3 separate regions of the Mus musculus genome follow, and all the other regions are linked to region 2. Evidence: chromatin loops called from intact Hi-C (ENCODE). Cell type or tissue: heart. All regions are shown on one strand. Links, peaks and the distances in the headings refer to the core of each region. The heading gives the core; the rest is flanking DNA.

Region 1 (10,918 bases), core at 2,732-10,731, 1.3 Mb after region 2:
TAAAGACAAGGAGGGTCACTGTTTTTTATGAGTATTCTTCCCGGAAGCAGAACAACAGATAGTTCTGCTGCAAGCATAGAAATTGAGGCAAAGGGACAAAAATTAGTGTTTGCTAATATTATTACTATGAGGATTTTCATAACAATTCCAGTGTGATATTTGTTCTGAAAGAAATATGACAATAACAATTCAGCCCTCCAATTTTCCTGTAATTCTTGCTATTCTATAATTCTTCAAGCATCACTGGAATGGGATGTAGGGACATTTGGTTCTATGACTGCCTTTTTATTTTCTCATTGAGCTGTTGGCAAAGAGGTAACACTTTTGCTGGGACTTTCTGCTATATTAGGTCATAGAGAGACATGGTTGTACATGGCTATTGATATTACTGAGAAATTATACAGTTCTCCTATTCCAAATAATGCATGATCACTTACATGTAAATGCCAAATCAGAAAAAAACTAATGTTTTAAAATGCTATTAAGCTGAGTGTTATGGTACATGTATTTGAAAGATTACATAGTATCAATATTATGCTTATTAAAAATACAGCAGATAAACAGATAGTCAAAGAAAAATTTAGAATCAAGTGTAAAGAAAATAAATATATAACATCACTGGCTTGCCCTTGGATAGGAACTTCACATGGCTATCATTTCTAAAACACTCATCTAAGCCTTGTGGCATATAGTCATTGATTTAAATCCCTCAGCCTGCTCAAATCGACATGGTTCCATCTGACTTTACAATTCCAGCAAGAAAGAGAGCCTATGTTTTTTTTTTACTCCTGACTTTGACCTCAGTCATTTGAATTACTTGGGCATAAGGGTGGGTAGATGATGTAGCATGAGCATACTTGCATGTTGTTCTTTCCGTTCTGTCTCTGCATAAGAAGAGGCTGCCTCATAACGCATTGCTTCAAGCAGAATGGAAATTGAGGCAAGGTTTGACTTACATTTTGGATCTAAGCATATCTAGTTCCCATTGGTTTGATGATCTTTCAATAAGTATAAATAATTGTTTCAGCCTACTGAATTGTATGGTGTCCTAAGGAAGGATAACTGAAGAAACATCTGCTATCAATTTAAAAATTCACCTTGAAAGTCAGTTCCCTCCCTCTTGCTCTTGCCTTCTTGCTCCTTCTCTGTCCTCTCATCCTTCTGCCTCCTCATTCCCTTCCCCACCCCTTCTCCACATGCTCATGTCTGGATGCTACTTCTCTTCTCTGCTCCTCTCTAATCCCCTCTTAACTCTCCTCCCCATGGCCTAAGTAAACTCTATTCTATACAAAATAAAAAAAAAAAAAAAAAAAAAAAAGGGAGGGAAAGTCAGTTCCCAAAGTCAAGATTAAGGATATGTAACCAGATGACTTTATTCCCAAAAGGTTGAAAAGTACAATACTATTTTCTGTTCAAACTTTGTTTTTGAAGGAAACTACTTTGAGCCACAGCTTAAGTTTATATTACCAAAGCTTATATATCTTCGGTGTAAGTATAATTAAGATACTATTTAAAAATTAAGCTTTGTTTATGTGTTTGCTTATAGTTTTCTAGAGTATGCTTTAAGCATTGGCCACAAGCCACATTGGGACATTAAGTAATCACAATGCTAGCACATTTCAATATTCAGCTGGCAACAAGGCCTACAATTATAGTTAAGCTTTCATTCTCTGTGTCTGCAATTACCTAACCAGTGATAAGGAGATTTTCATGATTGCCATTAAGGGTTTAATTATGACTGAGTTAGATACAAGAACAGCTGTTAGCAAATATCTACCCATTCCTATGGGTAAATTGGTCGGTCCATCGTAGGAGAGGGCTTAGGAAGGTAGACCAAAATACAGCAGCCAATGAAGTTCATTACAGAGCATCCAGGATATATTTTTACCACTCTCTTCTTGCAGCTTCATCAGTTTTGAGCCTTACCCTGAGAATGTCTATGGACCCAAGACCCAAGATGAGGATAAGTCTTTTTTTTTTTTTTTTTCTTTTTTTTTCCCCAGAGCACTTCTCCTGTTTTGAAAATCTCTCTACTTAGCCTATAACAAAGGGAGGGAAGTTCTGGATTCCTGAGAAATGATAGACCAAATAAACACTTTGAAATGCTTGAAAAATGAAAGGCAAGAGGGGCACATATCAGTAATTCAGATGTTTTTCTTATTGAGTATTCATGTCATCTGCATAGGCCATTTACAAATAAATCTCATGGTTGAGCCGTCAATGACTTTCCTATGAGTCCTATCAGATGCAAGTTGAGTCAAAGCACAGTCAAGAGGAAAATGTCACAGGTTTGCTTAGTTGTTTGAATGGAATGTTTGTTGAAACATAATAAGCCAAAAGTGCGATTGTTTTCATCTTAAAAGAAAACCTAAGTAGAATCCAAACTATTCCATGAACAAAGGATCAGCTAGGAACTAGCAAAGGCTTTCTTGTGAGTGCTTTGGAAGAGCTGGCTATGAAAGATGCAAGATCAAAATGTAAGTAACAAAAGATAAGCCTACTTATCGGAGAATCTGAAGTACGTATTGTGCTGATTAGATATTTGTTCAAACAGGACATCAATGATTATAATACAGACAATAAACAAGGTCCATTTTTTTTCAGGAGAATAAAAGACCATTGCTCAGTATCTATGTGTTAAGAACCTTAGAAAACAATCAACTGAACAACTTTTATATAATAACTAATTATTTTCTATATTTAATACATACTGATTATTATAAATATAGGAAAAATTATTAATTTAAGGATATGTTAGAGCATTAAAATCTCTTGTTTAGAATTTCATGCCACAGTATATTTTATTTCTAGAAAATGTTGAAAATGTTCTCTTATAAAGGAAGTTGAAGTTAATGTTTTATATTTTTAAAGGCCCCAAGATAAATTTAATTTCAAGCCAAATTTAAAAATATTCCAAACCAATATTAATTGAACAGCATCAAAATCTTTCTTTAATTTAATTTTAGAACAATAAGATGAACACTTGCCAAGCTTAAAAATAATAGAAAACATTTCATGTGGTTTGCTCTTACAATAAAATTAGGTCATTTAAACTAATGTGTAATAGGAAAAAAACAACCACTTCACACAGCAAATTCTAATCAACATCAAGTCATGCTAGAAAATAAAAAAAGCATTGTGTGCTTAAGCAAGATAGACGGTCTCAAAACTGTGATATTAAAAAGCAGAATGTAAAATACTCACAGTGCTAAAACCAGCATTCATGGGAGTATATAGGTCATCTCTTTAAGTATTTCCACTCTTAGACATCTTTTCCGGTACAAGTGAAAATGAGGAAAAACAAATGTGAAAATAGAACAATCTCCTATGTTACTGATTATCATGGTGCTTGTTTATTTTAAAGTGTCCTTTGGCAGCATTCCCTGTGCAGCAGACATTAGCCATTAGCTAGTATTCTACAGAATAAACTTATGAGACAACAGTGTCAGTCATTAGATAGACATGGTGGCTGTGCTACAGAATAGATGACAATACCAGGGCCCGATGCAGTAATATAGAAGAAGCAGAATATAGGGCGGCGATCTTGGGAATGGGTTCAAACAGAGGGAGGCTGGCTCTAGAGTAAGAGCACTGAAGTCCATAATATATTGCCTCATGATTAGTGCAAGAAACAACTGTCTTGCCTTCATTCAGTGCCCTATTATCATATTTTTCCAGGCTTGTTCCAAATGAATTGTGTATTTATTATAATAAACTGAACTCCAACTTCAGATAATGTAAATTATGTTCTTTCATAATCTATGAAATATTATTTTAGGATAATTAGGATACATTCTTTCAAATGATCTAATATCATATTTGTCCAAATTGGAATTGTGCCCAAACATTCTGCCGAGAAATATACTGCATAATTAAACTGTTGCATGGTTTATTTGGAGAAAGCCAATGATCCAGAGGCCATCACCATCAATATTTTCTTTGCATGATCACAGAGGTTACCTGTGATTTCTGTAATCAGTTCTGTCTTGGTTTTCAGGAGTCAGAAAGAGTCATAACTTGTCATTGCTTCGCAAAAGTCTTTGCTGTGGACAGCATTTCATATAAGTCTATCAGAGATCATGTTAAAAAACCAAGTTATACTGTATGTATTACATATAAATTTCTTACTAATAAAAAAGTCAGAGCAACAAAAATCAGATGTCTTAATGTAATGCAAAAATCATCGTCCCTAGACATAACATGTCAAATGATAACATCATAGATTGCTTCTTTTAATTTTAATTATGAATAAAACTATTTGAACATGAAGATAAAGCTTCCCAGAAGTTCTGTTTAGACAACAAAGATGATTCAAATTAATAATAAAGAAGCAGGTGATGTAGATACATCAAAGACATTTAAATAAAGTTGTTTCATACTATATGAAGCATAAAATTGCTCCTACATTAAACTGCCATTTCCTGAAGTACCTTTAGTGTGCATGTATAATTAGATAGTTCAAAAAATACTATATATTTCATGTATTTTGCGTGAACTACTTATTTATAGTGCAGTTTATTATTGTTGGGCAGAAATTTCCTCTGTGACAAAACCTTCTATCTTGAAGGAATCTCATTTATACCCACACTGTCCTAAAAGGAGATAAGACTATCAGGGAAACATATTATGCTAAGAAGTAAACACCTCAAAAGCTTCAGGAAGCTTTTAGGTGTATCAGGTCCCTCCCTCACCCAGTACATATAGGCTATATAACAACTTCTGAATGACCCTTAGACTAGCCAGGATGACATGAGGACTCTCAGACTAGTTGAGCCATCTGGAAGACTCAAAAATAGAGCTACTCAGAAGAAGCTCAACTCAACTGAGATGCCCGGAAGAGATTCTTTCCAGTATTGAACTGTTTTGCTCGTCAGTCTAGGCTTCCACCATTTGTAAGCCAGCAGCCATGATAGGGTGAGCTTTTGGTGATGGTGCTGTATTTAAGTCTTTTCTGCTCTTATAAAAAACTCCTCAGCTGTGCTCCTGTAAGCAATCCCAAGAAAATTCACTGGCTCATCAGGTGGACTTGGCTGGTGCTGTCATTTTGGTCTGTCCATTTCCTATCTGGAGTAAGATTAGATGTTTTAGCATGTCTCCCTGAAAATAATGTCCCATAGTGATTATGCATAAAATGTTCTCAAATACTTCAAATTTTATTTAGCTGTTACCTTAGCTACTGCTCTGGTTGTTTGAAGAGTAGAAACGCACTGCAAGCTTGATCCTCTCGGTTTTGATGGACTCCTGTATTCTTTTGACTATTCTTGATGGTTAAGCAGCTTCCTAAGTGCTGAGCGGTATACTGAGATGTACGCCGTATTTTATACATTTAACTTTGAAACTCACATAAAATATTTGACCTCTTATTTGTGTCAATATAAAATTATACTGTAGCTTTTAAAACAAAATGTGTATGTTCGTTGATACAAGTATTTTTAAGCTCTTAGAACATTTTGGCTAATGCATTTAGTTTCTGAATTTGTGTCAGAAATAAGTGTATTTTGCATAGCTTGTACTTGAAATGATGGAGAAATTTTAAAAAGTTGTGGCAGTCTAAAGAGAAGAAAAACAAGCCCATTTACTGTATACATTTAATAAACAGCCTGTCATTATATATTTTAAGTGTTTTACATACAGGTAGAATTTATAAATGTGTCACAAAATCTGTTCATCTGTTATCTTAGCTACTCCTCTGATTGTTTGAAGAGCAAAAACGAACTAGAAGCTAAATCTTGTGGGCTTTGATGGTCCCCAGTATTCTTTTGAATGCTCTTGATGGTTAAGCAACTCAGTAAGAATTGAGTGCAGGAGTGAATCTTATACTGTGCTTTCAAGCATACTTCACTTTGAAACTCACATAAAATACAAAAAAGTATTTTACAGATATTTAGAATTTATAAACCTGATACAAAATATAGACTTTGAATGTGTTTTCACATGTGTGTAAGTGTACTATAGTATATGTATAACAGTGTCTTGGTTATTATATACAATTAGATTACAGAATTAAATGAATGAAATAAGATGTCTACTCCAGATGTTTATTCAATGAAAAATAGTTTACTTGTTGGGTAGAGCTATGACTTACACCTTTAAGACCACAGCATTGTATTTTAAGTAATATTTTCTGTTTTCCAGTGTGGGTGTCGTGATCAGAGGATAATTTGCAGGAGTCATATCCCCCTTGTTACCTTGTACGTTCCTGATATTGAACAAAGGTAGTAAGTAAGGTTTGACAAAAGTGCCTTTATTAGATGAGCCATCTCGTTTGCTAGAAAATGATCTCTCATGGAAATGATATGTATAGTTATATGTTTGATGAACTTAACAAGCAAGAATTAAATTCTATGCAAATAAGAACAAGGAGTACACTCATGAGATGACAAGAAGAAAGGACATTGTGAATGTAGCCCATATTGGAGAAGGGTAGGGTAGTATATGTATACAATGGCATAGAGTATAGATGCAGATAGATTAAATTTTTGATTACTAATTACACACTCACACACAAAATCCATTTTAAGCTCCAAATTTGCATTTTCATTTTAATTAAAAATTCCATTTCCCTATTAATTACCAGATTTGCAATGAAAAATCAGATATAAAATTAAGAGGGATGAATTAAAAATTAGTCTTTGAGAACTCAAATAGAAAATGTTTCAACCCAAGTCTATTCCTAAGAGATTGGTAAACAGTGCCCCCTTGTGTTGAGGATCTGTTTTTGTGCTTTGTTTTTAATTATTAAATTTTTGGAGATGCCAGACTATATATATATAAGTAAACATAGAACATTTTAAGCTAACTTTGAAAAAGAAGCTGAGATACTGAAACAATAACCACATAAATATTTTAAAATGGTTCTCCACTAGTCAATTTTTATGCTCACTTGGTTGGACTTTAGTGTATTTTACTAACTTGGGTTTTAGCCAGTTGCCATCGAAAGAGGTATTGAGATGAGGTGAATTCTTCAGTAAATCTAAAAGTAAATAAAAATGTGGCTTTTCAAGTGATGAGGCACATTTCTCTGAACGGGAGCATAATTTTACTCAGGCATACTCAGTATTACTTTATTCTTTGATGTAGAATCTTGTTATGTTGTCCAAGCTGGCCTCAGAACATGAGGTATAAATGATATTTTTGTTTCAGTCTCTCAAGTATCTAGGGCTACAGGAGGGCATTGCCATGCTATGCATGTACAACTGTTTAATTCAAAACTCAAATATACCAAGATGCCTCTTCAGTCTTTAATGTAAAAAAAAAGGCTTAGTTGGTTTTGTATTTTAGGTTCAGATATGATTTATACATACACAATTATGGTCATATGTGTACTTTAATATAAGCATTAAATGTACATATAACATACATTTATAATTTTGTTATAAGTTGTGTTTTATATGGTTACATGGTGTGCTTATGTTATTATGCATTTTGTGTTCTCAGCAGTATGGATAATGAGGTTCAAGTGTTCCATAGTAATTATATGTGAGGAAATTATATACCAAATAAGGACAAATTTGTTTTCTAAGTAAATGTTATAAGAAGATATTTTTTCCTTTCTGATGCTCAAGGACAATAATTTTAATTCCTGAGGTTTCAGGATATTAATTAAAAATTCACACTTCTGTGCTCAATCCAGCAATAGGCTTGGCTATTACCAAATAGTATTAGCTTTTCATACAAAGCATTTTATTAAATTACAAACTAGGGGTGTATTGTGTCACTAACAATTACTTAGAATGCCATGCTGTTCCCTTCCTTCATAAACATTCTGTCAGTGTTTAGCAGAAGGCATATGTTTGTCGATTTGAAGTGCATTAGTTTTAAGGGGAAGCTGTTTGACATATCACAGAACTGGAGCTAGCCAGTAGACCCCCTAACTACATAGCACACTATGCCTAATTATAAAAGATGAAGGTTTTGAAATTTGCATAATTGCAACTATTCGTAGGGGTCGGTAACATATTTGCATTATCTACTTATGTGCCACACCAACTCTTTTAAGCACCACTTTACAAGTCTGCTAAGTCAGATGTTTGTAGGTGTCAGAACATTGTCACCTACAGTGCTGGTGATGCCTTTTCCTGCCCATATCTCAGGGACCTGATGGCTTTCTAAAATCAATTTCTAGGTCTCGGTACTACTCTCCATTCCAAGTTTTTGAAAATAAGCAGCTTTTCTATCCACAGCTCTATGTAAAAATAGGAATGACATGTACTTCCAAATCAAGTTCCATATTCATTTATGCTTTTTATAAATAAATTATTTCATTTTATATAGTTCAGAATAATTAATATGCATAAGGGTGACATTAACACAGTAAAGGTACAGAGAGACAATGAGACAGTCAAGAATAACTGTATTTACTTTGTAAGCTAACAGAAATCCTGTATCTTAGAGAAATGAATCATTTTCATACCTACTACAATTTTAATGCCTAAATAGCATGTGAAATAATTAAATTAGTAAATGAAAAGGCAGGTAACTTAATCACTGTAGAGCATTTGCTAATAAAAATAATGGTGTTAATAGCTACCATTAATTTGGTAGCTTCCATGTTCAAGGTCCAAGCACATTACATATATTACTGGTAATTCTCATTAAAACATGGTAAGGTGGATAATTTACCATTATTTCATTAAAAGAACCTAGAGCCCAGAGAAATTTGATCAGTTGCCCAAGAGTTTATAGAAATTAAGCCTGGAGTTAAACCTACTTTTTCTGATTATGTTCTATAGTTTTCCCATACTTCCTTCCACCCCCAAAATTACAACTATATTTTATGAAAAACGTCTTCCTTGGTAGAACCTTTAAAATCTAGTTAATATGATAGATCATTGCTTTGGCATTTCTTTGCTGGTAGAGATTAGTTGTCCTCAAAATAGTATCAAATGCATTTCATTTATTTCTTCACTCAACTAGTACTGCCTCTCTGCTCTGAGCAATATGCTGTTATAGCCATAGTGGGGATATCAATTAGGAAGTGAGCAGAATCCAAGAGCCTAATAATAAAACACTGAACATCATTACAGTTGTTGTAAAGAACATCATAAAAATGAGTAAACAAAGGAAAACCAAACAGGGATTTAAGGAGAGAGGTCGGAGGACACATGACTGAATTCAGTGTTCTGACTTCTGGTATATCACTAAAATGTATGTACTATAATAGAATGAACTACACTTACCTAGTGCATCACGGGCTCTGCTGCCTTTCCTCTTCTCTCCAAGCAGAAGCCCATACAGCATTACCACTGCAGCACCCGAGAGCATTTTGAGTGTACTACTTTGCCATTAGGAAGTCCACAAGAGAGAACTTCTCTGTTCTAGTTTTCACAATGATATGTGCCATGGCTGGACTGCCTAGTGTTCACTAGGTATAAATATGTAGGGAAGTAATTCGGAAAGGAGAGATGAAGGGGGGAAAACAGAAGACAAGAACAGAGAAGGGCACTCTACTCTCACAATGACTCATGCTTTGTAAGGGAATTCTGGAGAGTCAGATGGTCCATTTGTTTTTCTAAACACGTGTAACTGAAAGATAATTTATTGAACCATATTGCCACATTCAGAAAGTAAATAGCATTTTTTCCACAAATTAAACAAGACAAGATGATAATTTCTTCTAATTTATATTACTAGAAATTTGTTCGTCAAGCCCAGTGGTCAAAATTGTCTTGGGACGTGGGGTTGGATTAGTTAGCTGCTGGGAAGTGCACAAGGTCATTGACTTTGGACTTACAGGAAGTCACAGGCCTCTTCTTCCTGGTTTCTTTCAGTTTCTACTCTCCAGAGCAAACACCCAAGCTGTGTTTTCTGCAACTTGGTTTCTCAACATTTTCCAGTAAACAAGGGTGCAGATGAACCTCTGGTCAATTATGAACCGCTTTTAATTGTATAAAACATTTCAACCTAGAGAGAAAATAAGTACGTAAGATCTCTTCTTACCTAAAGATAGTCTGGATCATGAAGAGTGATAAAACCTTATGCTTTGATTCCTCAGAGTAAGGCAAAAAACAAAAACAAAAACAAACAAAAAAAACAAAACAAAACAAAAAATACCAACAACAACCACCCAAACAAGAGCAAACCTAACGTGTGTGTTCATGGGTATACACGTATTCTTGACTACCTGTCATAGAGTCACCCTTGGTGCATGGGTTTGCGTGATTGAGTCTTTCTAGCTGCAGATTTCCATTTTCCTCCTGTTTGTCTCTTCCCATATACATAGCATTATGACTGGCCCACTTCATCCTTGCTTTCTTTGGGAGTGGTCTTGGTCTCTAAGACATCACTTCCACAATCTCCTTGGATTCAGAGAACAGTTCATTAGGGCTGATCTCTTTCAGTCCCCTTTCTTTCTTCCCTTTCTGCACCTTGGGCTCTGGGCCTTTTTATTCCTCAGGTCTGCTATAGGTTAAGTCTAAGCACTTACATTCCCTTGCTTTTAACTCAGCCAGCACTGGCATCTGTATTCAGTCACCCTCCCTGTGAATAAATAAATTCAGATACCAGCCTCCAAAATCTCAGGTCTGGCTGGACAAACAGCTTGAGATGCAGCTCCTGTCACAGTTTCCTCTCACCTTGGAACAAAAAATCTCAATGGCACTGAGATGCAGCTGATTGTATCTTTAGTTCCCCGGTGTATAGGTTTGCCAGACTCTTAGAGGGCTACCATGTACCCTACAAACAATTAGCATTCAATAAAAGGCAAGTTATGCATCCAAGGGGCAAATTAAGGCAGAAAAAAAGTCTATGTCTGTGCATGGGGCAGCTAGGGGCTTCTGCAAGGAAGTTTGTGCTCTTTAAATGTTTTAGTCTGTCAGGAGACAGCTATAGTCTAGCCAGTTTGCGTTGCCTGGTAAGCAATTTGCATTGTTGAAAATTTTTGGTTATCCCTCTAAATATCCATGCTTATTACAGCAAA
Region 2 (10,918 bases), core at 2,018-10,017:
TTTTATTTTATGTGATTGCTTACAAATTAGTTCTCTATTTGCTCCTAAAGAATATCCTTAAACACTCAATCAATGAATAACCTACAGCAGTTTGTTGTAGATTCAATAATGGGGAATGGTGTATTGTACCAGGATAGTCAGATATACCCACAGGGAGTGTCAGTGGTCAAAATGCTTCCATTGCCAGAAGGTAGTCTGAAAATGGTCTGGAAATTCAATACCGCATTGACCCTACATTGTAGACAGGATCCACAGCCAGTTTCTCAACTGTATGGGAAGTTTTAAAAAGAATGATTAAAAATATACAAATTTAAAGAATATATTTCAAACTCACTTTTTGTTTGAAATAACTTTAATTGTGTTAGTTTAAATGAAATACATTGCAAAATGCAATCATTTTCTTATAGGTGAAGTGTTTTTAAAATTTTTTAATAATTTTTATAAAACATGTAAAAATAATAAAAAATTAAAATTAAAGTTAACTAATATTTATATTGGTATAAATATAGATGAATGTTATCTACATTACTTCCCCAAATTCTTATCACACAATCAACATTCTATTATAAGCACATAACTAGTGATATAATTTTTATTATTTTTAAAAATAGTTATCAGTGGATTAGAAATGATAATGGGTATGATTTCTAAGTAAACAGATTATAGCAGTTCACCAAATGCCATGTAAGTGTGTTTGTGTTGCCTTTTATTCAGAGAACTGCCAGCTTATTTTTGTTAAAACACACATCAATTTCACACTGCATAACTCTTAGGCCCATGCCATTGGTATCGTTAGTCTAAATCACCTGAAGAGGACAACTTTGTTAGCCTATGGTTGGAATAAGGCTAAACATTTTAGATTTCCAAGTGATAAAAAGCAACACAAATTGGAATGCTCTTAGCTTGGGGAAGTAGACATTTCTTGTGGCTTTTGTCCTTACAGTCTCATAAATTACAAACACACTTTAAAATGGTTTCCTAGCTTTAAACCATGGCCCTGACTTTGTGCATGTTAGATCTCTGACTTGTAAAATGATTTCATTTGAAGGATAACTTGTATCCTATTACTGTAGTAAGTGTTACACATATGTGCATAATTCCTGTGTGGGCAAACATGCACACCGAAAGATGTAATTTCTACATTTCCTTTGGTGAATAAAACACGAGATATAAATTGGCTCTGTTTGGAGAAGCCAGCGCTAAGATATTGGCATGAAATTTATGATAATTTGGTCTAATAATGTAGAGAAACCATAGAACCATTCTTCAGTAATGCCGAGGCTAAAAGCTGGAGAAACATAGAGCCATCCTGCAGTGATGCTGAGGGTAAAAGTCTTCTATGTGCTTCACACACAGCGGCTTGCTGATTTTTATTTATTGATTTTAATTGATTAATTAGTTTTCAGGCACGTTCTAGACTCAGCTCACGTTTCTCAGCCCCAGATATCTGATGACGTTTTTTAAGTGCAAATTTTGTTTGTTTAGATTTCACCAATGCCTGGGAATGATAATAAATGATGAAATTTTCCATACTGGCTGACAGGTTTGTTCTTTTGTTTTGTGATTTTTCATGTAGGAGTTACTTCTTAGGGAAGTTAAGGCATCATAACTTGTTAATTATTATATAAATCCATTAAGACCTATTCATAAGATCTCCATGAGAAAACAGTGCCTATCTGTCTGTGGTAGGATATATTCTGGTACAACATGAGTTAACTCATAGACACAGAAATGTGGTGGCTTAAATGTTCCATTGGGTCTGTCCTACCTTGGACCCTATTCTATTTTAAGATATACTATGCTATGCAATAAAATAATTTATCTGATATGAGTCTGCTCAGGGACATTGTGGATACTAGCAGTAAACACAATGATGCTTGCATATAGTGAACTCATTTGTGTTGGACATATGCAAAGTGCCAGGAACTGGGCTAGGCACCTCATTAGATGCGTGAAAGCTGCTAAGTCTATTCTGCATTCTATATTCATCACAAGGATTCTAGTATTTTTTGTGCCTTTTTATGAACGAAGACTCCATTTTCTAATTTGGCCAAACCAGCTGGGAAATTAGAATGTACCTTAAAAATAACACAAGGTACAGAACAAAATTTGCATAAGGACTGAGCTCACGAGGGTTTAAGGACTAAAAAGTACGAGGGGAAAAAATTGCTTGTTGACTAGCTCATAATTGTAACCTGGTAGTAATTGTCCTAAAGCAGAATTTTCAGTTAAAATTATACAGGCTCCAAGAGGAGAGGGCGTGACTTTATCTTGTTTAGAGTTGTTTATCCAGCTCCAAGCACACAATAGGTGCCTGCCCTGTAAATATGCACTACATTCGTGCATAAAGAGATATATTCTTCTTAGTTTCCATCTTTACAATGGTGTAAGTTAATTAAGCATTAATCTAAATGCCTTTTAATTGCTGTTTCTTAGTGCTGGGCATTGTATCTGGGGTCTTATTCGTGTACATCATGCATTTTAGCAAAGAGCTACATCCTTAGACTGTTCAAACAGTTTTGCTTCCAGACAGGGTCTCACTAAATTACTTAGGTAGTGTTGGAGGCAATCCTTCTGCCTCATCTTTGTGAGGAGCCTGGGATTACAGACTTGTACCACTCAGTCTGGCTATGGTATGATTTCAGTAGCAGAGCATTCAATTTCAAGCAGACAAAAATGAATGAATTCTTTGATTACTCACCCCCTCTCCCATAACAGAAAGTCAAGATTTAGGTTCCTTAAATTGAAGACCCTCTAATTTGCACTGCTTCCAATCTACTCAGCCTTCCAGGCTGGTTTTGATCCTAGCTGATTATTTCTACCTTGGCTGTGGACTCATACAAACTTACAGTTTTAATTTATAGATATTCATTTTAAATTCTATTGCTTTGAAACAAAGGCCATCACCATTTTTAAATTGAAAAAGGTATATGGGTGGGACAGCAGAAATCACCTTCTCACCTAGATATTACTCATTTTTTTTTACTTTTACTGATTGTAAATATTTGCTAAAATAAAAAATTAGAAGGAAAAAGAAAATAACCTTTTCCCTCCCAATACACTTTCCCCCCTTTTCTGAAAGCTGAAAGCATTTTGTTTTCTAGAGCTTTATAAAGTTCAACACATAAAAGGTTAGGAGCCTGCCTTTTTTCTGTCGTATACATCTTTGAAAAATTGGTTTATGAAGAGTCATACATCATGTAGCCAGACGTATGGGAATAGTTAAAGATTAAGGTAAATAGACAAATTGGACTGCTTTAAATCATTTTCCTGGTTTCAGTGTTATGAAAGAGCTTATGAACAAAAGCTGACGTTAAGCAATCACAATGGGCTCTTCTATATGTTGTAGACACTGGTAAAGACTTTACTGTCAGGGAGTGCCGCATCACCAATACGTACATCAATTTGATCGGTGTCCAGATCTCAAAAATGTTACCTTGTCAAACCATAACCTTTCCCAAGTCTCTCATTTGTCATTGTTTTGTAGATTATATCATTTATTTTACATTACCTGTATCGGAAAGCATGAATCATGGATTATAAGATTTTTTTTATTACATATTGGTTTGTTTTTGTTTTTCAAAATAGAATTAATAGTGAGGCATTTATGTTCAAAAAAGGATAATCGAATATTTTGGAAGCAAGTTGGATTTCCTATAACTTTACCTAGAGAGACCTTTTGTTTGCTTTTTGCTTTAAAAAAGATTTTTCAGAACCATCAGTAGAACATTTTTAAAATAAATTCAGTAAATATATTGAACTTTTCAGGCTATCTGAAGCACTAAGCAGCGTGTGGAGAGATGCTGCCTGCTAGACTTGAAGGTAGGTCCCAGGAACGCGCACAGCAGCCTGGTCGTAAAACCTTGCTCTTCTGGAAATGGATCAGGCATCTTTAATGTCCACACAGAAGGGGAACTATTTGCCATTTTGTGGTCTCATTTGAAAGACCCCTACATGGTAACTGCATGGAACTCACTTTGTCTACTCAGAGAGGAGACGGCTTTGTAGCGCTCATACTCGCAAATCTAAGAAACTCTGTGAATATATGCCTTCATATTCATGCAGCACAAATCCCTTCCTTAAAAATAATAAAAAAAATAACAAAGTCTATGATCATCAGGTTGATGTAGATAAGACTCCATTAACTTTTCATCGTTATCACAGCTGGCGTATCAAAGTGCAAATGTCCGTGGGGTGAGCGCGCTTCCCCTGGTGTCGGTGCCAAGGCAGATGAAGATCTTTTACATACCCCTTTGTTGGTTTGCCTTTTTTAATGTTTGTACTTGATTTCAGAACCACTGATGGTAAAAAAAAATGTCATTTAAGATGACTGTAAGTATTGGCTCACAGATACGCGTGCCTAACTTATTAGACATCCAGTGCGCAGCGTTGTCTGCATTCCGCGGAGAGTGGTAGGAAAAAGAGAAACCCCTAGGAAATATTGGCCAATGATTTTTCAATGCTTGATCTAACTCTGTGTGAGACAATGAAGAATTGTTAACTTTCCTAGAGAATGACCATTTAAAAATGCATAATTTTATTATCTTTCTATTTTTATTTTTATTGCTTTTGCTAGAAAGATATATAAGAAATAATCTAGTAAACTTTGGGGGAACCTCAGGATGCAGAGGTGGGGAGTGTTTTTTTTTTCTTTAGGAAATTTGGGTGTAAAATAGAAAAATGTATTTTGATGAAATCCTAGTATTTCGGTGGGCAGCATCTCTCTCCTGGATCAAGTGGGTACCTGTAGCTACTTGGTTTTTTTTTTATTACTTCCTTCTTATGTCTCTGAGCACAAGACTTCCTGAGTCTGTCCACTTTGCTTCATTTGAAGATTTTTCTTCCTCTTTGTTCCCTCCTTAGGCCAGATGAGCTAAACAGTGCTTCAATTATGAACATAGTTTATAGCTGTATAAAGTCTTAGTATAAATTTGTGGTTTCTCATTCCTTCATTGAACAATTAGTCCACCAACCCAGGAAGCTACACTCCTCATTTGAAATGGAATGCACACCTTCTCTGTGCCTGCTACTCTCTTCTTCACGAGTCTCCATTAAAATTCAACCAAATCCACCACATTGTGTATTCCATTTTAAAATTTTTCTTGTTTTTTTTTTCCCCCGGGGGGGGCGGGGGCGGGGTCAGGCTTCTTTTAGTCAAATGGGGCGGGGCATCTTTTTTGTGAAATGAAGAAAACCAAGAGAAACCAAAAGTGATAAATGCATCATTTGAAGGGCTGCTCTTTGGGTTGCCTTTACAATTGGTTCTTTATTAAATCGTATGATATTAATTAAACATTTGGATGCAAGGTAAAGGTTTTTTTTTCTCCCACTGTTACTGGAAACAATGTAAATTCCACACTCCTTGTACATTAAGGCACCAAATGGGCAATGACCTTCCTTCTTTAGATGCTGTCATTGGTTAAGACTTCCCTAGGTATTCCAGAAATTCAGACAATGAAAATATATCCCGAAATATCCATAAAATTTGACAATGTATCATTGTAGTAATACTGTAATAAAACTAATGCTCTATTATAACTTTAAAAAATTGTAGATCACTTAACAATTTTCTGGTATGGTTGGTCACAGAATGATATTAAAGCATTTCTAAGTTTAAGAGCACATTTAGGTCATTTGCAATGATAGATATACGTTTTAAAGTTCCTTAATGTTGGCTCTAAAGCAAGTGTCAATGAGCTTGAACTGCTCACAAACGACTTATCTGCCTTTCCACGATGTTGTAAAGCGGTGGGCACTAGAGGGCGCTCTTAGCACTGCTACTAGCAAAAAGGCAGCTAAACTTGTTCTTTTAAATCAGTACTATCAAGATTCAAAAAGGCTTCGAGTGAAACACTATATTGTTATTAGTTTGTGACATTGGTCCCTATGATTGTCATCAGCACAACTTCCAAAACAAGTCTCCAAAACAGTAATACAAACTAAGGCTTCACGGCTTGACAATTTGTTGGTATAACCACGTTCCCCACTTCCTTTACGTTTTAATACCCTCCCCTCTGCATTTGCACGCTGGGGATGCCTTTTTGCAAGTGGTAAGGAAAATGGGTGCATCTGACAATTAATATCCTTGTTTGAATTTAAAGCCACATGGTCACAGTTTTTTTTCTTTCTTTTTTTCCCCCCATTATTATTATTTAAATGTGCAGACAGGCTGCAGTCTGTGACATTTGTGAGAGACGAAGGAGCGTTCAAAGATACATGTAAAAGATTCTTATGTTGAAAAATGTTGTTTTATACGAAAATGGAAGAATCTGGTCCCGTCTGCCAGCCCCCGTAGTTATTTATAAAGGCGTCATTGGTAGTTGCCTCTCATAGACCTTCTCGGCTTCCCCGCAGGCATGATCAGACTCAAGCAGGCGGCTATTTCCCTTAATTTCCCACAGCAAGCCAGTAATGCTTATGATTATTGTGAAGTCAGGAAAAGTTTAGTTTCATCAAGTGACATGTAGTGATACAATTAGTTACTTAAGCGCTTCTCATAAAACCTTCCACCATGGAACCTGGTTTGTCAGCTGCAGCTAAATATTAGCATCTCATATTAAACACCAGCAGAAAGCCGCCTTCTTGGAAGGCTCAGCTGACAGCTCTCAACGCGAGCTGAGTGATCACTCTCAATTGTAATCGATTGTGTAAGTACTGAACACAAACCCCCAGGCAATTGAAGAAAATAGGATGATGAAGGACTGCAAACTAATATGTTACACATCTTCATTGATTAGACATTGATTAACCATTATTTTCCTCAATGACAAACAGCCAGTGGTGAAGTAACTGAGACCTGTGATTTATTTACACCTCAGACACAGATGAGTTCTTTATTCAGCTGATTGTGAGCTAATGCTGAAGCAGGAGGCAGCGACAGTTTGACAAACCAGGCTTCTCTCTCTCTCTCTCTCTCTCTCTCTCTCTCTCTCTCTCTCTCTCTCTCTTCCTCCCTGACAGAGCAGTCTTCCTAGGTTTCTGGCTTATTCCTATTAGAAATAAATTTAACTAGATTTCAAAATGATCAGCCCAATTTTCAAAACAGGGATAACGTGTTCATGTGATAGAACTGCATCTAAAGGGAAGATCATTTTATAGACTTGGTATTTACAAGCATATTGATCAGTGTTTATTGAACTTTTAATTTAATTCTCTCTTCTCTTCAGTGCCTTATTGGCAATTACATACAATTTCAGAATGAGAGGAATTAGAGTCTGTTGCTTAATTTATTTTTATTTTTTTTATGAATCCCATTGCTTCAGAACTATGTAGGTGTATTGATATATGATGTATGGGAGCAACAATTTTATAATTTGAATAATCTAAGTTTATATCAAACTGAGATATTATGGATAATCCTGGATTTATGTGACAAAGTCTTATAGCAGAACAGTGAAAAAAATCTTAACTTTATTTCAGTAGATCCCCTGGGAAGACTTGATCCTGACATTTAGCACAGTCACCAAAGAAAACAGGACACACATTAGGTCATAACAAGTGAAGCTGAATTATACTGAGACAGGTATTCTGTTTCTTTCTAGAGTTTTCTGTGCATTTTGAAGATTTGTAGGAAATATTATTTACAAGCTGGTAGTTAAGATGTATTGTCATTTTGCAACAAAATGGGTAAGATAAGGATTTTCAATGCTCAAGAAAGCGCAATTTGCTTCTACATTGGTTTTTATTGTATATCAGCATTAATTCATGTTCATTTAAATGTTACAGATGTGCGGTATAGCTAGTCTGTTAACAAAGGAGTCACTATGTAAGAGTTGTTCTGAGAAAGTAAAGTCTGTGAATTAAGATTAATAACTACAGTACCTGTCCAAAAGGAGAAGAGAAATTCCTAACCATTTATTACCAGGGTTATGAGTCATTTTTAACATTTATGTGATTTAGGCAAATATAAATTAGCAAGCCAGATCATTTAAATTAATATAGACAGTCAACACTACTCTGACTAATGACTTATTAGAAATGTAATTGTGAAATCTCATTGTCTTTTACCTTTTAATGTAATTTTAACACTAGGACAATAATTGTGACCTGTTCTATGTGGACATGAACAATGTTATAATAAATACACGAATATGTTTTTCTTCATGTAACTTTTGCTTGTTTCACTGAAGTGTGTGGGCCTTTGTATACATGAATATGTACGCAAGCCTCTCAATTAAATATCTGCTGTATCGTCGAGGATTTTAACAATGGGATGAACAGGAAATGTGTGCAATTCCACTTCTTCTAAAAATTTTTGACACCTGGACACCTGATTTACTTATTCAAGAAGCCCAGCTGGACTTTAAAGGAAATTGATGTCTGTGTTAGCTGAGGAAGACCATCCAGAGATCACACATGGCTCCATCCTTTCCAAAGACGCCTACCATCAGCCGGGCTCACTGAGTCATCCTTAGTTGAAAGCAAATCAGTGGGCAGACGCTAATGATAAATCACCTGCTTGGCGTTACTTTTGAGGGCTGATGTAAGTTCCCCCTTAGCTCTACACAGTGCTCAGAACTGAAGGAAGGGAGTGTTGATTGGCCAGTGGAGCATGAAGAAAGAACAAATGAAAAACCATTCAACAGCCCTGTCCCAGAGGGAGACTGGAACCCCAGAAAGAAGCCTAATAGTGTGCTGTTCCCTTGTCCATCAGCACGCAGGTGAGGGCAGCTCATCAGGGGGCTGTGTGCAAATGTGAAAATCAGAAACCTGTAGTGTTGCAAAGGTGCAGGGGAATGTGAGGGCTTCTATAGCAACTTCCTTCTCTGGAAATAAAAGGCATCTCCTTGGCGTTAGCTCTTTCTCTGTATGTGTGTGTTTGTATCTATGTGTTTGTGTGTGTATGGGTATGTGTGTCCGTGTATGCGCACACATGCATGAGAGTGTGTACACACATGGCACATGAACTTCTCCGCCCAGCTTCTTCAAGCATATTTAATATCTTTACATTTTTAAGTGAAAATGGAGCTGTCAATTTTAAACTAATTTGGATGGACAGCAATAAAATGCAAAGCTCACTTCAAATTAGAATTTTCAGTGAGGATTTCTAATGGAAAGTAATTGCTGACAATAGGAAATGACAAATTACTAATTACTTAGTTCAATTAGACTTTTGTGCCTTTGGTCCTAAGTGGCAAGCATACAGCAAATCTTGCACTTTTATAACAATTAATGACACTAAAACTATTCAAACTGCCAACAGATGTGAGTAAGAAGACATGAATAGAAACTTACTTAATTTACATACTATCCCTATTCTATATCAAGTAAATGGTGTTTGAATTTTTATGCTACAATTAAATATTACTGGTACAGTGCAGTTTTCACAGAGTTTCACAGGGCAAAATATAGCTGTGCAGAAGCTGCCTAGCGTTAAGGAGCCCCATTCTTCATCCTGGCAATATTTCTCAACAGTTTCTTGGAGTATAGATTTCTGCCTTCACTGTTTTGGGGCTGGGGCTTCCTTCTTAAACAGCGGGGCTCCTGTAGTTTGTTTTGTCTGCTTCTTTATTGTCTGTTCTGTTCATCTTTCACTGCCCTGTGCTCTAATTTGAATTCGCATATTTCCTGTATCCTTCCTTTCTTGTAAGACTGATTCAAAGGTGGTTTACTGAAAATACTTGTCTAAAGAGTTTGGTTCCCTTCGTGGTCTCTGTACTGATGACTCCTGGCTAGAGCGAGAAGACTATTCAGTTTGGCACTTCCAGTGTTGTCATGGTTGGTGGTTTTGTTTGTTTGTTTGTTTTGTTTTTGCTTTTGCTTTCTTTTGCTTGTTTCGTTTCTTTTTCTTCTTTTTTATTTTTTTGTAATTTTGATTTTGCAAATATGGGACTAAACATATTCTCAGTTAATCAGGAAGATTTTTGTTTCCTCTGCAGGTCAGAAGGCGAGGAGAATATTGTAGATGCATTTGGAATTCAGAAGGGGGTGGGATCCAATTAAGTTTGTGATGGTCAATTTCCCTATTAAGGTTTGAATATATTCATGCTGCTTTCAAGTCACGTGAAGAAGTTAATTTTCTGTGCAATGGAAGCAACACTGCTGATCAGTATCGAGGCAAAGTCACCTGGCATCTTGTGTTTGCAGTGTAAAGAAAATGCTTCTACGCAACTAATCTAGCCATAAAAATAAACATAAAGGATGTAATAGGATCACAAAACACATAACAACAATCAAGACAGGAACAATTAAGATTTTCGGATCATAGAAAATCGAAGAAAGAAGTGGGTCAAATGTAGAAATGCAAACTGGCTGTTGCAGAATTTGTCTCTGGGAATATCTTGTTTGTAAGAGTCTCTGTAAGTCACTGTGCCTAAGCAGTAGGCACTAGAGTACCTTCCCCCATGTGTAGAAATGACCAGAAATAACTCATTGAAATGAAATACACTTCAATCTTCTAATTATAACTCGTGGTTTGAGATGGGATGCATTTGGAGTCATATTCTTATTGTGAGTTACATGCAACCAGTTAGTTCTCCAGCAGACAAGGGAAAATCTAAATGTCTTGTTTTATCAGATGGATGCTGGGAACTGGAGAAGGCCCCTGAGATTTAAGAGGAAACAAATTACAAGTGCTTTCTTGAAGAATTTTGCTTGATGTTTAGAGGGCTTTCCCCCTGACTTCTGAGCTACTAAGCTGTTGTCTAGAAGCAACACAGTAAACTAGATACAAATAACCAGGACTGGTTTTTGGACAAACTTGTGTTGTTTCTCCACAGCTGTAGCTTTCCTTTCTTAGGAGCCCTGTGAACTTTAAGGGCTAGAAATATAACAGAGAGCATACTAGATAATAGAGGAGAAAGGAAAAGCTTAGGCAGGGGGTAGGAGGCCTGGGCAGGGACAGAGGAAAGAAAGACTTTCACAAATCACAAGAAAAGCAGAGCTGGCATTGTGCCTAAAAAAAGATAAGGTAGAAGAG
Region 3 (10,918 bases), core at 381-8,380, 1.3 Mb after region 2:
GTGTGGTCAACAACAGCTCCTCTGAATTCCTGTGTTCCCTAGTTTTAAATATCCCAAAGATACTATTCCACTATTGTTTTCCTTAATTCCTGGCTCTTTTAATATTTCTGCCTTTCTTCCATGATGCTCTCCAAGTCTTGATGGCAGCACTGGAGGTGATTAGGTGTCCCAGCTAAGGCTGAGTACGGCACTGACAACTTCATCTCCGTACTTGGACCAATTGTGTTTCTGGGTTAACCACCATTGATGCACAACAAACTCCTCCACTGAGATCTGAGAGCTGCAGCAATCTACAGACACAGAAAACCAAATTTAGATGGTGGTTTGATAACAGAAAAACAAACAAAAAAAAAAAGATGTAGGTCCATCCCTGGGGGCTGTGAGATCCCAAGTTAGGTTCTTGGCCAGACTTAATGAACCAGCTATAAGTTTCTCCTATGGAATATGCATTAAATCCAATAAAAAATTAGTAGGTTTTCCACATAAAACTCATTGCACAAACACACCTGCTATTATTGTAGCTCACAAGGTCATAGCCTGGCAAGACTATTGAGAGCCTCCCCCAGAAGCCTATAAAATGCCTTCCTATATCTTGAAATCTGGCCACTGTGGAGGAAGCTACCTTGTCAGGACCAATGAGATTTCTTCATGGCTGCTGACTAGGGCAACTAAAAGCATTGGGAGTAGCTTGTATTGTGTGTGTGGTTTGAGATGGGAGGGCTCTGAGATAACCTTATCGAAATGTGAAGGGAAATATTTCATATATGATATTCTTTATATTTGTCAATATAGGAGGAGAATTATACCATGTGGAGAAAAATTTAACCTTTCACGTGATATATCCCCCCGTACACAACACACACACACACAAACACACAGACACACACATGTGTGTGTTTGTGTATAAATACTATACATTATTAAGCTTCTATGTAGCGTTTGAAAACATCCTTAGTGTTAGTTATTCTAGCTCCTTTTCATTATTTTTTTTCATCCATAGCATCTGTACTCTACTATTTACTCTTTATCCTAATACCATATTTATCTATACAATTCACTTTATCTGCCTGCTCAGCCCTACTTGCCACATTATTTAGAGACCGCCACTTAAATGCATAAATTTTAGAATCTTCTACATTTATGAATAGAGTATCAATATGTGTGCCTCCATTTTACCATAAAAGATATTTTATGGTGTTTTTTCCTTTACCTACTCTATTATTAATATGATAGAATTTGTTTCTGTATATACAACTTGTTTCTTATTTTTAATTGCTGTAAATTGTTTATAAGGAGGAAGTAACTCAGTTTATCTATTAGAGGTCTTAGATTTACCTTTGAATAAAGAAAAAGAGATAAGTTTGCTTTTGGATTAGGTGGGGAAGTAAGGTGCTATTAATCACCTCATCTAAGGATGAAACACAAAGGAGTCTGTTAATAAGATTATGGTGCAAGTATTTTTGATACACCACACTCAATATTGCACATTGTGAAGGTACTAGTCCTAACATAACTACTTATTAACTTTGTGCTTTAATTAAAGTAACTATAGTAAAGTTACTTAAACATTTGAGTGTCATTTCCCTTATCTGCAATATGGATGTTAAGATAATGTCTATGGTTAATTCAGTTTAGATTATGGTAATGTTAGATCCTCTTTCTTCCTGATTATGAGTATCTTATAACACAAATATACCTTGTGCTACATCAAGGACCAGTTATAATTTTAATGCACACTGATTGCACCCTCCCAACAGTATCCATGGGAAGTGACCCTCCGTCTATGAACGTATTCTGGTTGCTGAGACAGAGACAAAGGAATTCTGGAGAATTAAAAAAAAAAAAAAAAAAGAAAAGAAAAGAAAAAAGAAAATTGCCAACCCATTGGTAAAAACCATATTTCTCAAAAATGTTGAGTCATGGTTGTTCAGATACCCAAAACGTTTGAAGGCAAAGGGGATGGAGGACTCACTCAATGCCTAGTAGTTGCAAAAATTCCACAGTCAGTGAACATTCTCCATAGCAACCAAATGATTTCCAAGGAGCTAGTCCTTCTGAAGGATTAAGGCATTTATTCCTTACTTGGTTGGTTATGTTCTGAGAACACTATAAACATGGAATACACACTAGCTCTTACTTTCTCATCCTCAGTAAGACTTATAAGGCTGTTCATTCGTTCTCAAAACTCTCTTCTTGAAACTTTTGTGGTATTATTTACACATCTCGCTTTTTCTCCAAATGGCTCATGATGGGCTCTTCAGTGTTTCTCCCAAGTCTGGATGAGCGGTGTAGCTCAATACCTTGCTCACCACACTCTCGGGACTTCCCTGAAATGAAGCATGGAATAAAAGTTGTATCTGCCGTTTGCTTGCCTGTATTTCATCTTAATTCACCTTGCCCTTGGCTATTGCAGGCTTTCCTGGTTCCAGGAATGCATGGCTTTCAGACATCTTTACTGTTTTTATCTATACGTATGAGCATATGAACAAATTAATTGGCAAAAATAGCACATTATTTAATATTGAAAGGAGGCAATAAATGAAAGTGGGATTTGGTGTGTGTGTGTGTGTGTGTGTGTGTTTGTGTGTAGAGACTAAGATAGCCATATGTTTCATCCTCCATACATCAATATATTGGGGCTACTTTAATAGTTTCCCATAGCTCTCTTATTTCACAGAGGTCAGCTCACCACACCAGCTCTGACCTTGAGTATTCTCTCTCTCTGTCTCTCTCTCTTTTCCCCTCCTCTCTTTTTCTTTTTTCTTCTTTTCTTTTTCTTTGCTTTTTTATTTTTTTATATTTTTTGGTGTTTGTGCTCCCTTGCTACACTTCTCCTAGACTAACTTAGTAAAATTTAAATTTGTTCTCAAAGCCTCAGAAATGTCAAGTTATATTTAGATTATTTATATTTTTATCTGTCTTGCCACATTCTGACATCCTTGAACACAGAGATCTTATTTCATTCATCTTTGTATCTCCAAGAACCTATAGCAGTCAGTATTGTTGCATAGAAGAATGCCACTTTAGAAATCTAATGCCTTAATTAAGGGTACCAAACATTCAGTGAGCTGGGAGGTAGCTGTTTCAAGCATTCTAAAGGAGCAGCATGTGGGGACAGATTTTTAGGAAGAAAACATTTCCATATTGTCTTAAGACTTCATGGCAGACAACATTCTAGATTAGATTTGAACTACAATTCTACCTGATGTACATCATATGGGTTCAAGATTTTGAGAATTATGATGCCTCAAACTATCAAAAGGAGAAATTTAGAAATTTATAAAACTGTAGATATTTTAATAACAATCATCAATAACATAATCATTTATATTTATAGGTCTCAAGACCTATAAGTAACATTTTCTTTTCTTTTCATCCTCCACTCTTTTTCACCTTTCTCTCTCTCTCGTTTATTTATTTATTTATTTGTTTGTTTTTTGTTTGTTTGTTTGTTTGCTTGCTTGTTTTTGGATTCACACTCTTCCAGGCCGACCAGGAACATACAATTATTCTGCTCCATTTTCCAATGTGCTGAAGTTACAGGCATGTACCGCTGAAACCACACCCAGCACAGATTTGTAAACAAAATGATGATGTCAGTTCCAGCCACAGAATTAAATGGCCTTTTAGGAAGACTGCTCACTTTTCTGCATATCATTCTTACCTTGGTCCTTCAGCACTTCAAGTTCTTCATTACTAACATCCTAAAAGTCTTTTGCTCTAGCATCTGGTGCCTCCAAAGTCATGTGTCTGTAGTCATGTGGGCAGTGACTGAAACTCATGTGCTTCTTCTTCTGGAAATTATTAAAATCGCTATTATAATATAAAAATAAAAGAACAGTTAGTCCGTTCATGCTTCTCATAGCAGCTCATTAACTTTCTCACCAGACCTAAGCCTTCCTGGCAGTCTTTGATCCGTGCTTTCCGGTTACCTGAGGGTGTCAATACACCGTATACAGATAGAGATGATCTGGGTCTTTCTGTCATATTTCTTCCCTTTACTCTCTCTTTTAAAAAGACATTCGCTCCAAAATTTAAAATATCCAACTTGAATGCTACATTCTTCTTCCACGTTTAATTTTAATTTTGATAACATTTCAAATTGACCTTAAAATATGCATAGAATTTTTAATACTCTAAACAAGGATTTTTGTGGACCGTTCCTCTGTATTCCTCCCAGTCTCCATTTAAATAGCTGAAAAATCGCAGTTGCTGATCTCAAACATTAATTGAATTAATGTTATCATGTTAGTTATTTTATATTAAGTTATACTAGTGCTTCAGTTATAGTCACAGGTTTTAGTATTGACCATGTAGGAGTGAGTTGGAACTTCACAAATGGTCATCGACAAATGACTCTACCCAGGTCAATATTATCCTGAAAGATGTTCATAGTTGTTCATTTTTCTTGACTTGATTTTTTTATGTATATCGATAATAATAGAAAACAAAGAATTGTTCTTATAAATATACAATTATTTGAAAAATATACAGATTTGTCATGGACAGAAAACTAATATTGGTCAAAACTTAAATCTCCAATTATCTTAGTTATGTGAGGTATGGAACAGCGGCATCTGGTGGCTGGCAAATGCTAGTGCACCATCAACTCAACTTAATAACCTGGAATTTTTTTTTTTTTTAATCTGAAAAGAGAAGTTGGATTTGTAAATTCACTGTTATATTCTTGGGATATTTGCCTCATCCCTCGCTGAGAAAATGTGTATATTAGAGGAGTATAAAGTTTGTTCTCTTACATTTACAACCTTAAATTTAGTTTACTCTTTGTAAAAAATGACATAATGTGACACACAAAATACTCTTAGGACCTACATGAAATTGAAGGTTAGCAAAATGTATGTTTTTGATTTGTAATTCGTATTACTTTTAACTCCAAGTTTTACCTATTAAACTATTTCTCAGAATATATATTCCTTAATCCATTATTTGTATTCAGTGTTTTATTAATGTGAAAAAAAATCAAATTCCCAAAGATTAGAGTTACATACAATCCCTACCAGGATGGAACTGTGTGACCCTCAATCAGGGCATTTAACTCCTTTGACCTCCGTTTTCTCATCTTATAAAGTTAGACTAGATAGATACATACATACCTAAAGAATTTAATGATAGAAACTTAGTAGTTGGTGATGATTAATTACAATGGCGTAGCTCTCCTCTGATATTTGGCATTTGGTGCATAGGGGATTGATATTTTAAAAGATGATAATAAGGCTTCTTTAAATTCATATTCAATACTCATATAACATCCATTACCAGCACACCCAATGGGATACAGAAGTGTCCCAGGATCATAGGCAAAGAGCCAAAGCTATTACAGACACATTTGTGAATAAATTATCCACAGCTTAGGCACAGATCCTCACACTCACAAACCCACTAAATACCTGCTGTTATGCAACCATTCATTGCTTTTCCAAAACTTGTTCCGAGGCAGATGCATTAGAATCATCTGGGCATTTTTACATATCCATATTAGGTGCTCTTCCCCAAACCCACTGAAGGGAGATAACAGGAATTCCCATTTTTAACAAGGTCCCTTGGTGTTAATGTTGACTTTCCTGACATGAGAAATACTCACTGCCCCACCCTAGAAAGCATGTAGACTCAGACAGGAATAGATACTGGTGCCTTCTAGTTAATGAAAGAGAAAGTCTTTTAAACCAGGACTTGAAAACTCAACTGTCAACGGGACCCACAAAAGTAAGTTAAAAAAAATGGCCAACTAGGAATTCAGGGGGACTCTAGAGAGCATGCCCCATGCAAGGAAGGCTGCTTTAATTAGCTCTAGTGTTCAGTTGTCAGGAGAGAAATACTTCCTAGGGTTTTGCCTCCTTTTAAAAAAGGAGAGAGGGGGATGAAAATAGGATTCTTATATAAAATCCTCAATATTTTAGGAGTAGGAACTAAATCACTGCAAACTAAATTAAAAACACATGAAGGCTTCGAATTGACGCCCTTTCTACTAGATCTTTTTCTTGTCTGTTCTCTCTCTCTCTCTCTCTCTCTCTCTCTCTCTCTCTCTCTCTCTCTCTCTCTCTCTCTCTCTTCTTTATCTTGCTTGCCAAAAAGCACCATGCCTGAATGCCTGTTGTCATGCTACCCAACATGTTGGGCTTGGACTTTAGCTCTCTGGAACTGTAAATCTCCAATAAAATCCTTCCACAAAAAAAAATTCATAAGAGGAATATGGTATCTAATTCTATAGGGAGTATTGATGACTACACAAAGATAGGTAGGCAGCAACTTGGGTACTTTTAAAAATGTTTTTCTTTTTTCTTTTTTTTTTAAATTTTTTATTAGGAGTGGGTGGGTAGGGGAGTGGGGGGGTGGGTATGGGGGACTTTTGGGATAGCATTGAAAATGTAAATGAGGAAAATACCTAAAAATGTTTTTCTAGTTGTCTTTTGGTGATAATGATTGGTAAAAAGATGTTTCCAGATAACATGCAAACATGAAGTGGAAATTTCTGGTTGTGTCATGTGATGTTTTGCTAAGGCAAGACTCATGAGAGGACACATGATGTTTGGAAAGAGTATAAGTGGGACTCAACAGACAGTGGTGGGGTGCTTGCCTAACTAGCATTGAGTGAGGCACAACAGAAAACCCTTGGCATTCCCTGACCTGGTTGCTACTAATGACCGTTGGTGATTTGTGTTTGGTGACACTTTTGAACTGGACTGCTGGTATCCTGACAAACAGAGAGTGGAATCACTGCAGAAGAACTACACAGGTCCACATCCCCTTGTTCTATTTACCAGTCTTTGCTCCCCTACCTTTGGACAGTTGGCTAGAAGGAGTGTTTAAGCATTTGAGAATCCTTACTAAAGTAGGTCTAAATAAGTCTAGGCCTACAGGAACATCACAAGGTATTATTAAGAAAAAAAAAAGGAAAATACATACAGGACAGTGACAGAGGATGTGAAACAGCAGTAGGAAATATTAGAGACATCAATGTCATATTAATTATCTTTATCTATTTGAATTGGTCGTCCAAAGGAATTTTGAGATTTATCACAACCTGGAGCACATCCAAAAGCCACTAAATTTCTGAGCAGATGACATATCACCAGGACTCATATCATTGTAAAATGATATGACTCGATTAATTTGAATGAAGATAAAAGATACCTAAATTTTATGTCCTGTAATAGGCATCACTTATGTGACACATTACTACAATTTATTAAGGCTGATGATTTGTTGAGAATTAGCTGTGGTCGTGGCCTTGTATGAGCTATTGGAAAAAGGAATAAAAATAAAAATAAACACAAGATTAACTGAATACTAGGGTCTAGAAAAAAGAGCTTATTTTAAAAATACAAAGTTTTTTTAAAAAACTTAAAACATTATCTTTTTTAAAAAATCCATATTTTAATAAGAAATGAACTCATTAAGTTTCCAAAAAGTTAAGGACAATGGTTTAGGTACAGTAGCTGAAGAAATTAAGTAAGAGTCTTTTGAGTCAGGCAAGCACTTATTTTTTTCCATCCAACAGACAATGGTGGAGGGTTTAGTGCATTTTTATTAAGTGGTTATTAACATTATTCAATGTACATATGTAACACATTATATATGTACGTTATCTATAACACGTATATGCATGTCTCACTGCCATCTCACTTCCACTAAACTCCTAGTATTTATAACTCTACTACACAACACACTGCAAATTACATATATTTGTTTCCAGCTTTGGTAAAGTGCTCTCTATGAAATGGAATATTATTCTGCCATATAGCTCTGTGGTAATTTAATTCATCCCAAAGTTAGAAAGAGTTTTGTTCCAGCATCAGTAGCAGTAACATTGCAACAACAACCTTATAAAGAATTGATTCAAATTGCCTAACTTTTCCAACTGAACTGTCTTTGAATTCTTATAATTTTACATAAATTTTTATTGTCTCAGTCGCAAATGTGGTGGGGAATGAGATTATGAAACACAAAGGCAGAGAGATCAGACAGTTTACAGGAAATGGTTTTCAAGTATTGTTAGCCTTGCTTGGAATTCTGCCTACTCTACAGATATTCTTCTTCTTCATTCCTACGGAAGTTCTGGGCTAAAAAATAAAATAGTTAATTATCATTATTCCACAAAAATAAAATTCTTAACTTGATTGTTCATTGTGCATAAGTAGAACAATGAAGGCGTTCATGCTGATTGATATGTGTACTAGAGTGGGCAATGACGAGTGTATCTCTGTGAGTCCAAGGCTAGCCTGGATTACATAGCTCCAGAATAGCTAGAGCTATATGAACTGGAGACCCTGTTTGTAAAAAACTAAAGAAAGAAATAAAGAAGGAAGGATGATGAAAATTAGTGAACAGTATAAAACACCACAGAGATCATAATTGCTAAGGATCTTAACAAACATGGATATTTACACATCTTTCACATATAAATAAAATAGTATACCATATGTAATTATACATGTATACATGTATATACACACTTTACAATTTTTGTTTGTATTATTTATTGTGGTAATCTCTTTTAAATAAGTTATAGCAGGAGCTATACTTAATTTTTACAAACAATATTTGAAGAAACGTAATGCAACTAATTTTTAAAAGATGGCATTCTTTGGTTCCCCATTAATACACACAGTATTTTTTCTAGTAACCATATTTTCTATCTTCATACTATGTATCATAGTGGTATTAAGTTGTGGATCACTACACAGTCAAATTGTTAACTGAATGATGTCAGGTCTCATGGAGTTTTATCATGTTTAAATTTTCAAAAATTGAATTCATGTAGGAAAAAGAAAATTATTAAAAAAAAACCACACACACAAAAACCCTCCAGTTCTTCCCAAGTTCTCACAGCTTGAAGGGGACTCCAACAGAGAATCTCCAGTAAAATGCAAATATCCAGAGCCTCACCAGGTCCATGTGAGTCTCTAATTGGCAGCCTTCCTAGCAGAATTATCTCCATTCAATACTATATACTCTGAGTTATTTTTAAGTTCCTGAGTAACTTGAAGATATACACATTGATAATTTATTTAGATCAATATTTACCAAAGGTTGAATGAAATATATTTTAATTTAAAACATGCTTGCTATATAATTTAAAAAATTATTAGATATTTTCTTCATTTACATTTCAAATGCTATCCCAAAAGTCCCCTATACCCTCCCCCCGCCCTGCTCCCCTACCCACCCACTCCCACTTCTTGGCCCTGGCATTCCACTGTACTGGGGCATATAAAGTTTGCAAGACCAAGGGGCCTCTCTTCCCAATGATGGCCTACTAGGCTGTCTTCTGCTATATATTGCTATATAATTTTCAAAAAACTTTTATGAATGAGGTTGTTTAAATGTCTACTTAAAATGCTGATACTTTTGCAAACCAGATTTTGTTCACAGATCTTAATTCAGGCTTATATCTTAGTTAGGGTTTTCACTGCTGTAAATGACACAACAACTAGAAATTTGTGTAGGAAATAGTTTATGACCATCTTATGCTCACAGGGAGCAGGGCTTCCGAAAGGGAAATAAGAACAGGAATTTGAAGCAGGAAACTCGAGGCAAGAACTCGAAACAGAGACCCTGAAGGAGCATTGCTTACTGACTTGCTTCTCACGATCTGTTCAACCCACTTTCTTATAGTACCTAGGACCACATGCCAAGGGAAGCTCTGACCACAGTGGGCTGGACTCTCCCATATTAACCACTAATTAAGAACATACCTAACTAGCTTTTCTATAGGCAATCAGACTTTTCTTCAACTGAGTTTCCTCTCCCTAGACAAGTCTGCTTTGTATCAAATTGATTTAAAAAATTTTTAAAAATCTCACTTAGTCATTTATTTTTAAAAAATTCTACTGTCGAAATGTCAAATATTTCAAAGCCCTTCTCTGTAATTTTGGAACATAACTGACCAGGCATGACATCTACTTTGGAAAATCTATATGATGTTTGTTATTGGAATGAAATTGCTGCTACTCCTCCAAAATATCTCAAAACAACTTTCAAATTATCTGGGGTTAAAATCCTGTATTCCTACGAAAGATTGGTATTAGTCTAAGAACATGTGCTTTCTAAAAATACTCAGTGACAGAACTCAAAATAGAACAAATGGGTCTTTCCTCTGGATTTTCATTTCTAGCTAGCCATATTAATAGGACAACTTCTTTCATCTGCATATTAATAGCATACTGTCTCATGATGCCAGGAACTAATCAGCTCTTTGGAGAAATATCTGAGAGCTACATGGTGCATGTTTTCACAGAGCACATTATGTGCTGACACAATATATAACATATGGAATGTCCTGTAATTAAATAGTGACCAGCTATTTAGATGTGGGCTTTCACTTCTAGTGCTTCTCATTTTATAAAGAGACACAGGTCACTTAGAATAGTGATAAATCTTAGATTCACAAAGCGCTTCCGTTATCTTATGTAGAGATCATGAAAGGGGAGATGCCTTTCACATCTTATCTTGATTCTAGATTTATGTTAACTCAGGTGCTGAATATGAGCACTCAACATACAGAGGTAACTGGTTTTAAATAGGACTGTGAATGCAGGCTATTTGAATTCCAATAAAGACAAATAGATGTTTCAATTAATGACATTTGAGAAATTACTCTTACCACTAACTATTTTAGTGCCGTGATATTTCACTACATTGCAGTCTTTCCTGCCTCATTTTGTGTTGCTAGAGTTCTCATTTTATGTGACTGTTTTTTTATTTCTTTTATATCTTAAATGAAGTCTTTTCTTAATGATCTTTTCTTAAGTGTCATTTTCTCACAAATTTGTTTGGCTTCAGTTATTTATAAAGTCCCTTCTAATACACATAGGCCTACCCTTTGGCGTCTAGCCATTTCCTCCTGGACTTTCATTATCAACTTTAATTCATCATGTTCTGAGTTTTCTTTAGCTTT

Evidence for each region. A loop is a pair of places that touch in the nucleus more often than their neighbours do. Peaks named below come from ENCODE experiments on the same cell type or tissue, not always from the same donor. Only the 100,000 strongest peaks of a DNase experiment are listed, where the experiment ranks them.
Region 1: a loop joins it to region 2, with 15 times the contacts of the local background. A loop is called at or near these places in 18 of 42 quality-filtered maps.
Region 3: it touches region 2 in a loop (5-fold over the local background); 19 of 42 quality-filtered maps call a loop at or near these places.

What each region holds. Positions count from the first base shown.
Region 1 is chr2:63,509,528-63,520,445 of GRCm38, reverse strand. No RefSeq gene overlaps it. Among named protein-coding and RNA genes, the nearest start is that of Gm8541, 60 kb to the left of the region's middle. In heart, for the core only: a CTCF peak has its summit at 6,697 (motif pointing left); no DNase peak of the experiment used is centred there.
Region 2 is chr2:64,848,969-64,859,886 of GRCm38, reverse strand. No RefSeq gene overlaps it. Among named protein-coding and RNA genes, the nearest start is that of Grb14, 170 kb to the left of the region's middle. In heart, for the core only: a CTCF peak has its summit at 5,754 (motif pointing right); no DNase peak of the experiment used is centred there.
Region 3 is chr2:63,497,810-63,508,727 of GRCm38, reverse strand. No RefSeq gene overlaps it. Among named protein-coding and RNA genes, the nearest start is that of Gm23503, 71 kb to the right of the region's middle. In heart, for the core only: a CTCF peak has its summit at 4,581 (motif pointing left); no DNase peak of the experiment used is centred there.